2 separate regions of the Mus musculus genome follow, and region 1 is linked to region 2. Evidence: chromatin loops called from intact Hi-C (ENCODE). Cell type or tissue: gastrocnemius. All regions are shown on one strand. Each heading gives the region's core, and the rest is flanking DNA. Links, peaks and the distances in the headings are about the cores only.

Region 1 (6,918 bases), core at 1,281-6,280, 84 kb after region 2:
TTATTTACTATATGTAAATACACTGTAGCTGTCTTCAGACACACCAGAAAAGGGCATCAGATCTCATTACAGATGGTTGTGAGCCACCATGCGGTTGCTGGGATTTGAACTCAGGACCTTTGGAAGAGCAGACAGTGTTCTTACCCGCTGAGCCATCTCACCAGCCCCTGAGCCATCTCACCAGCCCGAGACTTTTTAAAGCTAAAATGAGTCACCATGTCTGAGATAATTTGACCTTTAGAAAGTTCGGTGTTCTTTAGAAACATACAGCAGCACGTCTGCTTAGAATTATACATAACTTCAACAAGCTTCTCGTTTTCCCTTCATAGCACATATGTAACACCAAGTGTTTTGCTCTTGGAACCATCATCACACCCAGTACTGAACTTTCCTACGCTACTAATCTCCACAAATTACCAGTATGCATACTGGGAAGTTATTCTTTAAAAAATGCCTCATAAGCTAGACTGAGGAGAATCTTGCCTAAGCATAAATTTCTCAGTGGAATATTAAAATCAAAACACATGGATACTTAAATCTACATATGGTTCCTTAAACAGTCTTTCGCCTGTTTCTTTATTTAACCATTTCTTAGATTAAAATCTTAAATTCCCATTATAATAAAAATAATTAAGTTTATTTTCTGGGGAGTCCATCACACGGATACATTGGCCCTGCCTCAATCCACAACACAAAAACAAAACATAACCTTTAGGGTTTTTATAAAGTTCACTTGGTAGCCTTCCATAAATCCCTGAAGAAAGTAAGAATAAAAATGTCATGCCTCTACATAATGATGGTTGTGTACAACAAGCCTGCAGTCAACATTATAAATGGGAAAAGGCCAATATCCTTTAAAACTAAAGACTAAAAAAGGGTGTCTACTCTCTCTATTCTTCTCCAGCTTAGCAACCAAAATCTTAGCCACGGCCCAACACAAATAGAAAGAGATAAAAATTGGTGTAAATAGATAAGGAGGGGACTGGAGACATGGTTCAGTGATTAAGAACACTGACTGCTCATCCAGAGGTCCTGAGTTCAATTCCCAGCAATCACATGGTGGCTTATAACCACCAGTATTGGGATTCAAGGCCCTCTTCTGGTGTGTCTGAAGAGACAGTGAACTGAAGAGACAGCATATTCACCCTATTTTAACAAACAAACAAACAAACAAACAAACAAAAATAAAGAAAAGTCAAATAACCCTGACTCGCAGGTGCTACAAACCCTGCTTAGAAACACTAAAGAGTCCATGGAAAAACCTCCAAATCTGATAAACACCTTCAGCCAAGCAACAGGCTGCAAAATCAGTGTAAACAGCACTGCATGTTTTACACAATTAATGATCATCATGAAAACAAAGTTAGTAAGTAAGTTCCCATTCACAAATAAAAGAAAAGACCCAGGAATATACCTAACCAAGAAGGCGAAAGACACATACAATGAAAACATAAAGACACTAAAAGGGAGATGGAGAAATTAGACATTGAAGTTAAAAACATCTGCATTTATTAACAGCCAATAAATACCGCACAAATATGTACATGCCAAGTAAAACACTGAGCACCAAGGTCCAATATCATCCCCATCAGATTTCTAATGATATCCTGTACAGAATTACAAATTGTTCTGAAAGTTCATTATATGAAAATTTTAATAATCAAAGCAATCATGAGCAAAACTCAACACTAGCAGTATTACAATACCAAGTGACAGATGACGCTACCCAGCCATGGTAGCAAATACAGCATAGTACTTGAACAAGAAAACAGGTGCACCCACCAATGTAACAGAACAGATGACCAAGAAATAAGCCCAGGCAACTAAAACACCTTAGTTTTCAAAAGAGTTTCCAAAACAAACATTTGGGAGACCCAACCCTTAGCAAATGGTATGCAAAGATCTAAAGGCCCACACACAAGGAAATGAATCTAGGTACTTATTTCCCATGCCGTACAAAATCAATTTGAAAATGAATCAAATATTTTAATATAAGAAAGGAAACTTTAAAAATACAAGGGAATCCATTCGTGGTTCAGACATAGGTAAGGATTTTGTGAATTCAACTCTAACATCTTGGGACAGAAAAGCAAGAACTGGAAGACCATGTCAATGTACAAAGTCACACAGCAAAGGAATGAGAGAAATGAAGAGGAAGCCCGAGGAATGGCCGTCTTTGCAAATGCTCTTCCAACAAGGCCCGTACTCAGAATATACAAAGAACTCATGAAATTAAAGATCAAAGAATTAGTGTGCCAACCAACAAATGAGACCAAAGACTCAGAAAAAGAGAACTGCGAATTCTCCTTTTGCTATAAAATAACGCTCAGCATCCTCAGTCACCAAGGAAGTAAGAGGTAAGGTGAAAGCCACTGCCACTGCCACTGTCCCAGGCAGAATCCTTATCACAAGGCAACAGGCAGAGCTGGAAAATATACCGCATGAGTAGAGTACTCACCTATAGCATGTGAAGCTGTGGGTTCAATCCGCAGTGCCAGAAAGGGGGTTGGGGGAGGAAGAGAGGAAAAGAGAGAAGAGAAGGAAGGAAGAAAAAGAGAAAGGAAGAGAGGGGCATGATTGGAGGGAAGGAGGAAAAAACAGAAAGAAAGAAGAATGGAAGGGAGGGAAGGAGGGAGAAAGGAAGGAAGGAAAACACACAAGGAAAGACTCTGGGAGAAAGGGATGAAGAAGACAGAAAACAGAGAAAAATAAAAATAAAAAACAACTGTTGCTTATTGAAAAGGAAGCGACTTAAACATGCTTGGTAAGAATGTGAATTGTTCAGCCAATCTAGAAATCACTTCTAAGGTTCCTCGGCAAACTAATCAAAGAACTACCACAAGCTCCTGGGTATCTGTGTGCCAGGATCCAAATCGGCTCGCAGCGGCCCTAACCTGCTCATGCACACACCCAGCAGTGCTATTTACAATAGCTAAGGTTTGGAACAAGAGTAAACACCCATTAACAGGTGGGTGAGCAGAAAAGATCTACTGCACACTCAGTGGGGCTTTATTTGACCGTAAAGAACAGACATGTGGCAATGTTGGGGAAATGGTTGGAACTACAGACCAGTGTGCCAACCCACATCAACCAGGCACAAAATGACAAACCATAACTGTTTCTGTCATATGTAATGTCTTAGTCAGTGTTACTATTGGTATGATGAAATGCCATGACCAGAAGCAAATTTTGAAGGAAAAGGTTTACTTCTTTGGCTTACATTTCCATATCTCTCTTCATCACTGAAGGAAGTCAGACTGGAAACAAAAACAGGGCAGGAACCTGGAGGCAGCAGCTGATGCAGAGGCCAAGGAGGGGTGCTGCTTACTGGCTTGCTTTCCATGGCATGCTCAGCCTGCTTTCTTAAAGAAGCCAAGACCACCAGCCCAGGGATGGCCCTACCCACAATGGGCTAGGCCCTCTTCATCAATCAATAATTAAGAAAATGCCCTACAAGTTTACCTATAGCCTGATCTTTTGAATATATTTTCTAATATTGAGGTTCCTTCCACTCTGATGACCCTAGCTTGTGTCAAGTTGACATTAAATTAGCCAGTACAAGTAAGTGGTGCTTAAATTCATCAATGAATGTCATGAGAATAACATGGGGCCAACTTGGAAAGGACTTTCCGTGGGAGGGGGAAGGGACAGGAGTGACTGAGGATGATAAAGTGCGTGTATGGATAAGTGAGAATGTCCTGTAAAAGCCCTCAATTCACATGGACACTAATTTTACAAAAACTATATTCTGAACTTTATCTCCTTCCTTATATGATCTATCATGGTGGCATTACTCCTGCCTTTTTGGATACCTAATTTGACAGGGAAGAGAGAGAGAGAGAGAGAGAGAGAGGGAGAGAGAGAGAGAGAGAGAGAGAGAGTGTCTCTTTTAACAAGGATGATTTCTTTTGTAATTTTCCTTCCAAATATTTTTAATATAATGACAGCTTTTCTTTTAGCAAAAATATTTGTGGCATTCATTTCCCAACATCGAGTTATTAAAATATGTTTGGTTGCATATCATGTGTGTGCACCATGCTGAGTGAAGCAGAAGTCTTTTCAACAGTTGATATCTGCTTCCTCCTTTTCTGTAATAACTCTCTGTCTTCAGTTAATTGAATTGACAGGGCACCACCCAGGTTTCCTCTGACAGTGTTGTTAATCTACTAAAAATACCCTTTCCCCGAGTCAATAGAAAATAGGTGGTCCTTATCAACCTCAAAGAATGACTTAACTGTGTGTGTGAAAGAGCACAAAAGAATCAGTCTCCATCCTTGAAATCTGAGTTAGAATAAATCCTGGAAATAGCAGTTATTTTATCAGGGAATATGGACCTTGACATTTCTATACTTAGTCAGCTTAACTCTCTGGTTAAGGAAGGGGGAAGAAACCTGACTTAATCATCTCAGCCTCCAAATTACATCATATATAGCGAGTCTTGAAATGAAAATGTATTTTACCGACCTGCTCCGTGAGGCTTATATCCCTTGCTGTGACAAAGTATTTAGGGAGAGAAAATGACAGATGTTAGGCACATTAGCACAATGAATAGTCACTTCTTCCCCCAGATGAAGCGCTTTTATCACGGCAATTTATCATGAACAAGATAGTGATTTAGGAAGACGCATTAGAACCGCAGCTCATACTGCAAAGTGAGTTAGCAGGAGTGAAGCATGGCTGCCTGAGAGATGTAAGCACAAGCCCTTCAACCTGCATGCATCCGCGGGACGTTTTTACTTCTGACTTTAATATTTTGAAACTGAATATCATCACTTAACACTGAATGAATGAAGAAATATCCAGAGCTCAGAATGCTTCAGGCTGAGCTAGAGGCAGGGAGGTGAGCCGTGATCCAGTCAGCAGTGACTGCCCTGTGCACTGCAACTGATATGCTCACATGTTTTTTTTTTTTTATTACTGGACTAATTCGTAGCAAGTATTGATTCAACTGCCTAAACAACTGCTAAAATTTCAACCATTTTTATCCACATTCTAGGAACAAGTATGTCAAATTTCCAGAAACAAACATTTAAAACACAGATAATTTATGTTTGATTATGTTACTTATTTATTTTTTATTAATCATTACTAACAATTTGAAGTGTTTTTTTAAGTCCAAATCTTTCTAAGAAGGTTGCTAGAAGGTGGAGAAGTGTGAACCTTAGAGCCTAAGGGGAGCCTTTGTGAGTCCAGGGAGCCATCCAGAGCTGCCCTCTACTCTTATTCACTGACTTCCTCCTGGAAGACCCCCTCTCCCCCCTTCCCCCGCCCTCAGCTACAAGGACAAGAACCTTGAACATCAGGAGCTCACTGTTTTCTGTATGACGATTAACATGCAGTTTGAATACAGTGTAGTCATAATGTTCAGTACCTGTAAGAGAAGGATAGACAACTTGCCTCCGCCTCTGAGAACTCCTCAATATGTCAAGAGATAAAAGTCTGTGGAAGTCAAGGAAGCAAGACACAGGAGGTCTGAAGGGTAGAGCCACCTCCACCCAAGTTCCAACCCTTCCAGTTAAGAATGGATTACTCACAGGACACTGGATAGTGTTAGGGGAGAAGTGCCACACTCAAACAGACACCATTTTAGTGTTTGGGTATATGGGTGCCAGGTGGCCAGAGCTGCCGTTTCTCCCACTCAAGAGAGAAAATGCGAGAAACTCTGGGAAAGTCGCTTAAACTTGAGTATGGTTCAAATTTCATATCTCCTAGTATGGTTCAAACTTCATATCTTCATAACTCACATTCTATATTTCAAGGCAAGGGGAATTAGCTTTGTAATTAACAAGCTGTGTGTGTGAGTGTGTGTGTGTGTGTCTTAGTTTCTGTACGTCTCTCTGTATGTCTGTCTTTCTGTGTGTCTGTGTCTCTTTGTGTATGTCTCTCTGTGCCTCTCTCTCTCTCTTTCATATACAGAGAGAGAGAGGGAGAGAGAGAGAGAGAGAGACAGAGAGACAAGAGAGACAGAGACAGAGACAGAGACAGAGAGATACAGAGAGAATACAAATTCAAAGTTCCACTGAAATATTTAGTCATAAAATTTCATCCTAAGTGAGCAACTCCCCCGTTTCTTGTATCAAAGATTGTCTTCGCAGGAGCTCAGTTGGCATGACTAACTGAACTAGCATACACCGTTCACGGTGTGACATCATATACTATTGACATTGGGTCAGCTATACAAGAGAATTTGATGTTAGAGAGGAGATCACATCCAGGGAAGAAGCTGAAGGAATGACACAATTTGCATTTTATTGATGTAGAGACCAAACTGACCTACTTCATACGTTTGTCTACCTCTGCTCTTATTTTATTTCTCTGCAGAAGAACAAGTTTAAGATATAAAATTATTTTTTTTCTAATTTCTTCACTAAGACAGTCCACTACCATTGGGGGAATGGGCAGCTAGAAGTCCTCCCTACGAACACTGTAGACCTCCTAAGTATTGGTAGGCAAAATTGTTTCTGTCTGAAAAAACTTCAGGGATGGAAATGGAGAGGAGCCTAAGGAAAAGAAGGTCCAGTGACAGGCCCAAAGTGGGATCCAGCTCAAGGGGAGGTCCCAAGGCCTCACACTATTACTGAGGCTATGAAGCACTCACAGACCTAACATGACTGCCCTATGAAAGACCCAACAAGCAGCTAAAAGAGTCAGATGCAGATATTTGCACTCAACCAATGAACAGAAGCAGCTGACCCCTGTTGTAGAACTATGGAAAAGCTGGAAGAAGCTGAGGAGGAAGGCAACCCTATAGGAGGACCAGCAGTCTCAATTAATCTGGACCCCCAAGAATGGTAGTGTAGCAGAAGCCAGAGGCCTCAAGCCAGAGCAATGACACATTGAAATGAATGTTTGCAAGAAAAGAAGTGTGAACAAAAGGGTATACCATGTGACATATCATATAGTTTTTACACTATCGTT
Region 2 (6,918 bases), core at 1,239-6,238:
CTCAGAAGACCATTTCCCTCCATCCAGAAAACAATAGGAGTAGATCATAAAAACATGCACATGCACAAAACCAAAAACATTTTGGATTATTCTTAAAGTAGGGATTTGGATAGAGATTTTAATGTAAATCTAAACATCAAAATTAAGTGCAAAGGAAAAAGGAAGTATTTTGCTCATATTTCGTTTCGAAGAACTTTGTGTATTTGAGTCGCCCTTGAACCGCAGTGCCTCATTTCTAACTGTACTTTTCCTGCCTTTTACTTACAGAGATTAATCTTTGCTTTTGCTAAGTGCATTGGAAATCAGGAGCACTAACTATGTAAATGATGGTAGGAAAAACATCCCTAAAGTAAGAAATAAAGCTCTAACTAGATAATGCTAATAAATATTAATATATGAGAGTAGCAAAGGAATATTAAATGATTAAGCTGCCCGAAATAAGAATAATAACAGAATAATAACTCACTTAACCCCTCCCAGCAGCTTTTCAGGTTTTAGGACTTCACACATATTAACAAAAGTAAAGTCTGCAGAGACTGGCCTGTTTTAAAGCGCTCTGACCTGGGTTGAAGCAAGAGGGGAAATGGGCGGCGGCTACAACCTGATGAGAGACTGACTTGGCCAGTTACATCTGGTAAATCAGTAAGTCTGAAAGGCATACTTGAATCTTCCATCATCCCAGAGTTCAATAAGCAGAGATTCTTCTACAAAAAAGAAGCTTCTAAGTTCTTTTCTTAAATTAAAAAAAAAAAAGAAAGAAAAGAAAAAAGAAAAAAAAAACATTGAAAATGAAAGCACATCTCGAAGGCTTTAGCAATCTTTGAGGTATTCATTTCTTTTATATATATTTTCATTATATATTTTTTATTTACATTTCAAATGTTATACCCTTTCCTGGTTTCTCTTCTGAAAACCCCTCTATCCCCTTCTCCCCACCACCCCTACCCCCTGCTCATCAACCCACCCACTCCCAATTCCTGGCCCTGGCATTTCTCTATGCTGGGGCATTGAGCCTTCACAGGACCAAGGGCCTTTCCTTCCATTGATGTCCAACAAGGTCATCCTCTGCTACATATGCAACTGGAGCCATGTGTACTCTTTGGTTGGTGGTTTAGTCCCAGGGAGCTTTGCAGGTAATGGTTAATTCATATTGTTTTTCCTCCTATGGGGCTGCAAAACCCTTTAGCTCCTTTCTAAACTAACTGCTGTTTAGGGTGTTATGGGGGAGGGGTTTTAGTTGTCATTATTTCTGCTGCTATTGTTGCTGTTTTGTGATTTTTAAATGACTGGAGTATAAAGACTACAGCGAAGTTTGTAGGTGATGTTCGGCAGAATACAGGAATAATCTCTGTCACCAGGAGCAGAGATGGTGAAGTGGTATGCCCAAGAGTCATGCTAGGAATGTGTTCTGTCCTTGAGGGTTCACATAGAAAAAAATGGCATCCAGGACAAATTGCTAAATTGTCCAGTATAATGTAGCAAACAGAACCAGTCTTGTATTTGTTTTTAATTGATTTCCAGTAGGAAGAGAATATAGATGGTATTCTTCACTGCCAAGTGTGTGTGTGTGTGTGTGTGTGTGTGTGTGTGTGTGTGTGTGTTATCACATTAATATTATTTTACCTTCTTGCAAAATATAAGCATTGGAGACTACTCCAAATTCTGTACTATACATCAGGAGGCCAAGTGGGCAATAAAGAGAGCAAATCTTCTTAATCACAAAACTACGGTTGTGGTTTAGGTTGTGTTTCTTATTTCTGAGGATTTTGTAAAACCGATAAGAAAATGACCTGGAAAAAACATGGAGTATCTGTAGCACGGCTGTGACCTTCCTTGCAAAAACATCAGGGGACACTGAAAAATGGGAAAGGTGAATTATGCAGAGAAGCAGCACAAAGCAAGTAGTGGGAAACAAAGAGCCTGGCGATGTGATTTCAAGGAACTTGGTGACTTCCTATAGGGTGCACAGCTTTTAGCCTCAGTAAAAGCAGTTCTTAATCCTGCAGTAACCCAGCCTTATCACCGTGGTTCACACATGCTGACGAGGGCTATAGGTCTGGATGGCCCTCTTTCCATTAGAGTGGTCAATGGGAAATTTAATTAGAGATACATTTCTTGAATGGACAAGGGGAAAATATAAAGAATGGCAAATTAATTCTACCATTTAAGTACATTTAAATGTTTACTGAGTTGTATAGAAAATTCGCTGTAGTTAACACTTCTTTTACTTGTTCTTTCTTGTATAATGATGAAAACAGTATTTTTAAAGAGGGGGAAAGGTGGAATTTTCTTCCTGCTAGCTTGCGCACTGGCTGAACGGGGAGATATCATCACCCTAGTTTCTTCTGGAGGCTATCAGTTCCTGACCACATTCTGTAAATGCAGGCATTTGGAAGAAAGCAAACAGATCTGCAGGTAACAGAAACCAGAATATGCCCTGACGGAGAGATAAGAACCTGTAACTAAAGGGATCCAGGTGGGCTTTAAATAGAGCCATGGAAAGAAACCTGGTGGGATATTTAGAGAGATAGACATGCTTGCTCGCAAACCTCCATTAGACAAGCCGACAACTAAATTCCTAAAATAGTGGAATGGCTGCCTATGCCTGCCTTCCCCCACCCTTTGTCCTTAAAATGCATGCCTTCAGAGGGACAACCCCCTCCTTCTCTGGTTGATTTCTTGGCCAGCTACAAATAAGGCCTAGCTCAAAGCTTTCTTAAAGCCACTCAGACCTTTCCACATGTGCTCTGACTTGCCTGCTATTGTTTTGACATTTAGGAAACAGATGCATGGTTTTTTTTTTTTTTTTTTTTTGTACTTTGTAAGGCAGACATCTGTTCTTCAGGATTCACTCCAGAAGCTGGAATTGTCTGGCAGGAGCACATTAAATTAAAGACACTCTTTACCACCTTGCCTGCATCCATAGCCCTCAACTCAAGATAATTTGAAGAAACAGAAAAAGAGGAAAATAAGAATATGCTCACAAGCATGAACACTCTGGTGACATTGATTAAATAAGTCCATACAATGTTCACTGCAAAGTAAGCTATGCTAATGCAATTTACTAGGAAGGAAGAAGAAGGAAGCTGAGCTCTGAGCTGTGATGGATGGAGCATTGCCGGAGGAACCAGGTAGCCCAGCACTTCAGAAAAATCACATAATCCCCATGAAAAATAAATTCTGTCTGTTTTTATTAGAAAAAATCTAACTTAAAATGCATAAAATCATTTGTGTCTGGTTCTGGCATGCTGAGTGCCATGGTTAGAGGGAAGAAAAATATTCATGAAATGTGCATAGAAGGAATTCTCTTTTGGGTATTGTTTTGCTTGGACTTAACTTTGGTGGGTGTTTCTGTTCTGATTTTGCCCTGAAAAATGTGGGTCTCCAGTTCCATCAAAGGGGAGTTTGTGCAATACAAAATTGCAAAGCCCTCAGAACATATCTACTTCATCTGGAATTTGTTAATATATTAACTCAATATTCTCCAGGGGGAAAATGGTATGTTTTAGATGAATTTTGGATGTAAATTCTAAACAGGTGGACAGAGCAGCAGGAGGGAGATATCAGGCTTCCCGCAGGGGACCCACACCATATAGTTGTAGAAAATGAATCACAGGGATTGGTGGTAAAGGAAATCAGATTTGTCGAGCAGAGTATTTATACATGAAAGGCGTGTGCATGCTTGGTAAATTACAGATTGGGGATTCAAAGCCACACATGCACGGCTTTCCATCATGCAGACTCACTGCAGGCTACTAACTGTCCTTTGCAAGAACAATGCACATACTTTTAATTTAATTTTTAAAATCTTGGGCATTCGTCTCTGCACCCCCGTGGTGAATAACATTTCTTTCTATATACAATATTGCACGTGTTTCCGGGCATGAAGTTGCTTTTTAATTACAAACAACATTTGTGAGCTTCCTGCTGGTAGCACCATTTGTGACATTGGCAGGAACTGAGTCCAAATGGAGAGAAGATGAACTCTCTCTCTGCCTCGTGAAATTAAACAGAATAGAACAGTGTCATTTGGAAGCAAGGTCCACACCGTCCTGAGAAAAAGTAACGGATGTTGTTTGGGGTGCAAATTCCCAGTGGAGAGAAGGATGTTTTTTGTGAAATTTCATTGCTGGTATTCCAAAAAAAAAAAAAAAAGGTGAGGTTTTTGTTGTTTGCCTTTCTCTACTTGACAATTTACAGAAAACTTGAGAATCCTAACTAAAAGTATCATTTTAGCATTTTCCCAAACTTTGTAAAAGTGGTTTGCAAATGGTCTTAGCTTACAATGGTGCGTTTTTGTTTGTTTGTTTGGTTGGTTGGTTGGTTGTTGTCGTGGTTGTTTTGTGGGAGAGGGAATTCTAGAGATTGGAGCCAAAGTGTTGCCCATGAAAAGCACCTCGATATCACACAACCACCTCACAGCTCCGCAAAGCCTTTTACACTTCTGTAGCTCTGACATCATCTATATTTCCTAGAGGCAAAGGCAGGAAGGATCTGCAGTTCTATTAGCCACAGTTGTTGCCCCAGCCTTCTCTCAGCCAACAGTCACTCTGATTTTCCCTAGGGTCTTTCTCTGCATGACAAGGAATCTAATGATCATAATGTAATTAAGATTTACTGAGCATTTACTACTTACAAGACACTGGATTAAATGTTTTACATTCATTATCTCACGTAATCCTTACTCCAACTCAGGGGGTTAGGTAGCGTCGTTATCCCCTTCACAAAATGGGTAAGGAAGCTGCAGCTGGAAGAGTCTAATTAAATTGTCAAAGAATACTCATTCTAATCATTGCCAGAGCCAGACTCTGGTTCAGACCTGCTGACAACAAAGCCAGCCCTGTGAAGAGCTCGCCTTGCAGGGTGTGCTGAAGACTCTCCAAGATGAGCCTTCTCGGGTTTTTACTAATTGCAATTGCGGAGAACTAGTCAGCAGCAGCCTTCTGTTCAGCAAGGGAGGCCGTGGATGGACATAGACAGATCAGACTGTTTATTTAACAAGGCAGAGAACATGACCCAAGAAGAGAACGCAGTTGGCTGTTTGTTAAAGCGAGAATAGCAGGGTTATAGATGCTTTGTCTCTCCCTTCAGATCCTAAGGAAGTTTTTAATAAAAGTTTATCAGGTGAATGGAATATTTAGGATGTAATGTGACCCTCTCTGTGGATCATGTGGTCTTTTCAGAGTATCTTTTCCCATGACTCTCTAGGAAAGCCCACCAGTACAGTCAAACACAGGATGGGCATGCTGTTGTAACCAAGCTTATTCTTTGAAGTTTGTTAGTACTCATGCGTGGAATGTTGGGGAACAAGCTAACTGCAGCCTCAAGGACTTTTCACCAGAAGGGGAGACACAGATTGCCAGATTTTGCTGCAGTTTTCTGTGGTGTTCAGTCAAATCTAAATCTTTTGGAACTGGGGGAGGGCAGCATGTGAGTGTGGGGTCTTTCTGAATATGCTCATGTGGTAATGTGCCCGTGCATTTGGGTGCACGTGTGTGTGTGTGTGTGTGTGTGTGTGTGTGTGTGTGTGTGTGCCTGTGTGCCTTGGGTGCCTATGTACCTTTGTGTATGTGCAGAGACCAGAGATTAGTTGAAACATCTTCATCACTTACTATTCACATTATCTTTGAGACAGAATCTCAATTGAACCTGGAGTTGTCTAGCCTAGGCTAGAAGCGCTAGGGGTTCATTGATCTCCACACTCTACCCTAATTTAGTACGAGTATTGCAGATGCCTGTCTTGTCTGGCTTTGCATGTGTTCTGAGAACACACACTTAGCTCTCCATGCTTCTAAGGCCCTTTTAAGCCATCTAGCTAGGCAGTCATCTAGCTATGCACCCTTTCAAACTACTTAATGCCTCACGGTTGATCCCATGACTGTCTATAACCTAAAACACTCTACCAGCTGAAGGTTAAGGCATTCTCTGATTTTGTAAATTGGGGATTTGTGAGAGAATGTGGGGCTGGCGTTTTACAAATCTTCCTGCTAGACAAATAGGAACTAGTCATATAGTATCTTCTAAATTCCCTGACTTCTAGCCCCATGCCTTATATTTATCCCGTACCTAACACAGTTTCTAAAATGAACCTTGCAACATTTGCATTCATGCGCACTTACTTTCCCAGATCCTTCGAGGGAGAATTGATGATCTTTCCCTCCAGCAGTTTCCTTGGCCTGGGTAATTGATCAGTCAGTGGGTCACTTGGTGCTCATTTTTCATCTCTGTGCACTTTGGGTCTTAGTTTTTGCTTACTGGAGTGACTCCCTGCAGAGCCCAATGAAACCAGACCTAAGGTGGCCACATACATCTCTCCTGATGGTGACCCTCATCTGCTCAGCAAACATTCACTCATTCCTGTTTCACCAAAGCTGAAGCTGAAGCCAGCAAGTCCTTTCCCACAGAGCAGTGCTGGCTGAGGTTTGCTCCTGATACAGAGGTCAGTTCCCCATCATCAAAGATGTCTGCAGATGGGAGTTACACCAGAGGTCCCCCTGCTTTCCAACCATAGAAGGTCACAGAGACGCTTTCTGAGGGACTCCAGCTGGATCTCCAGCACCATTTCTAATGCAAGACGACAAGGAATTCTGTCTCCTCAGGAAAAGCAGACAGCAGTGGTTCTGTGTGCAGAGGCAAGTACCATGTTGTCATGGATCGCCCAGAATGAAGTCTCAAAGAAGCAGTGGAAATTCACCTCTCACAGGATTCTACAGTTTTCATAGTGAAAATATGCACATGATGACTACAGAGACAATTTAACATTGTACAGTAGGCTTAAGATTTCATCCATTGCTATAACTGTGGCTGTATTACCTTATCTATTCTCAGGGTTTCCTGATTCTCTTTGTACTAGTTCTTCAGTTAATTATACTTTTTTTTTTTTGGTTTTTCGAGACAGGTTTTCTCTGTTTAGCCCTG

The links. Hi-C counts contacts between places; a loop is a spot of excess contacts. Peaks named below come from ENCODE experiments on the same cell type or tissue, not always from the same donor. Only the 100,000 strongest peaks of a DNase experiment are listed, where the experiment ranks them.
Region 1: a loop joins it to region 2, with 3 times the contacts of the local background. A loop is called at or near these places in 5 of 42 quality-filtered maps.

The regions. Positions count from the first base shown.
Region 1 is chr3:151,413,756-151,420,673 of GRCm38, forward strand. No RefSeq gene overlaps it. Among named protein-coding and RNA genes, the nearest start is that of Adgrl4, 21 kb to the right of the region's middle. In gastrocnemius, for the core only: no CTCF peak of the experiment used is centred there; no DNase peak of the experiment used is centred there; H3K4me3 peaks cover 551 bases; H3K27ac peaks cover 1,910 bases.
Region 2 is chr3:151,329,414-151,336,331 of GRCm38, forward strand. No RefSeq gene overlaps it. Among named protein-coding and RNA genes, the nearest start is that of 4930555A03Rik, 39 kb to the left of the region's middle. In gastrocnemius, for the core only: no CTCF peak of the experiment used is centred there; DNase peaks (open chromatin) are centred at 3,601, 3,884, 4,534 and 4,880; H3K27ac peaks cover 2,577 bases.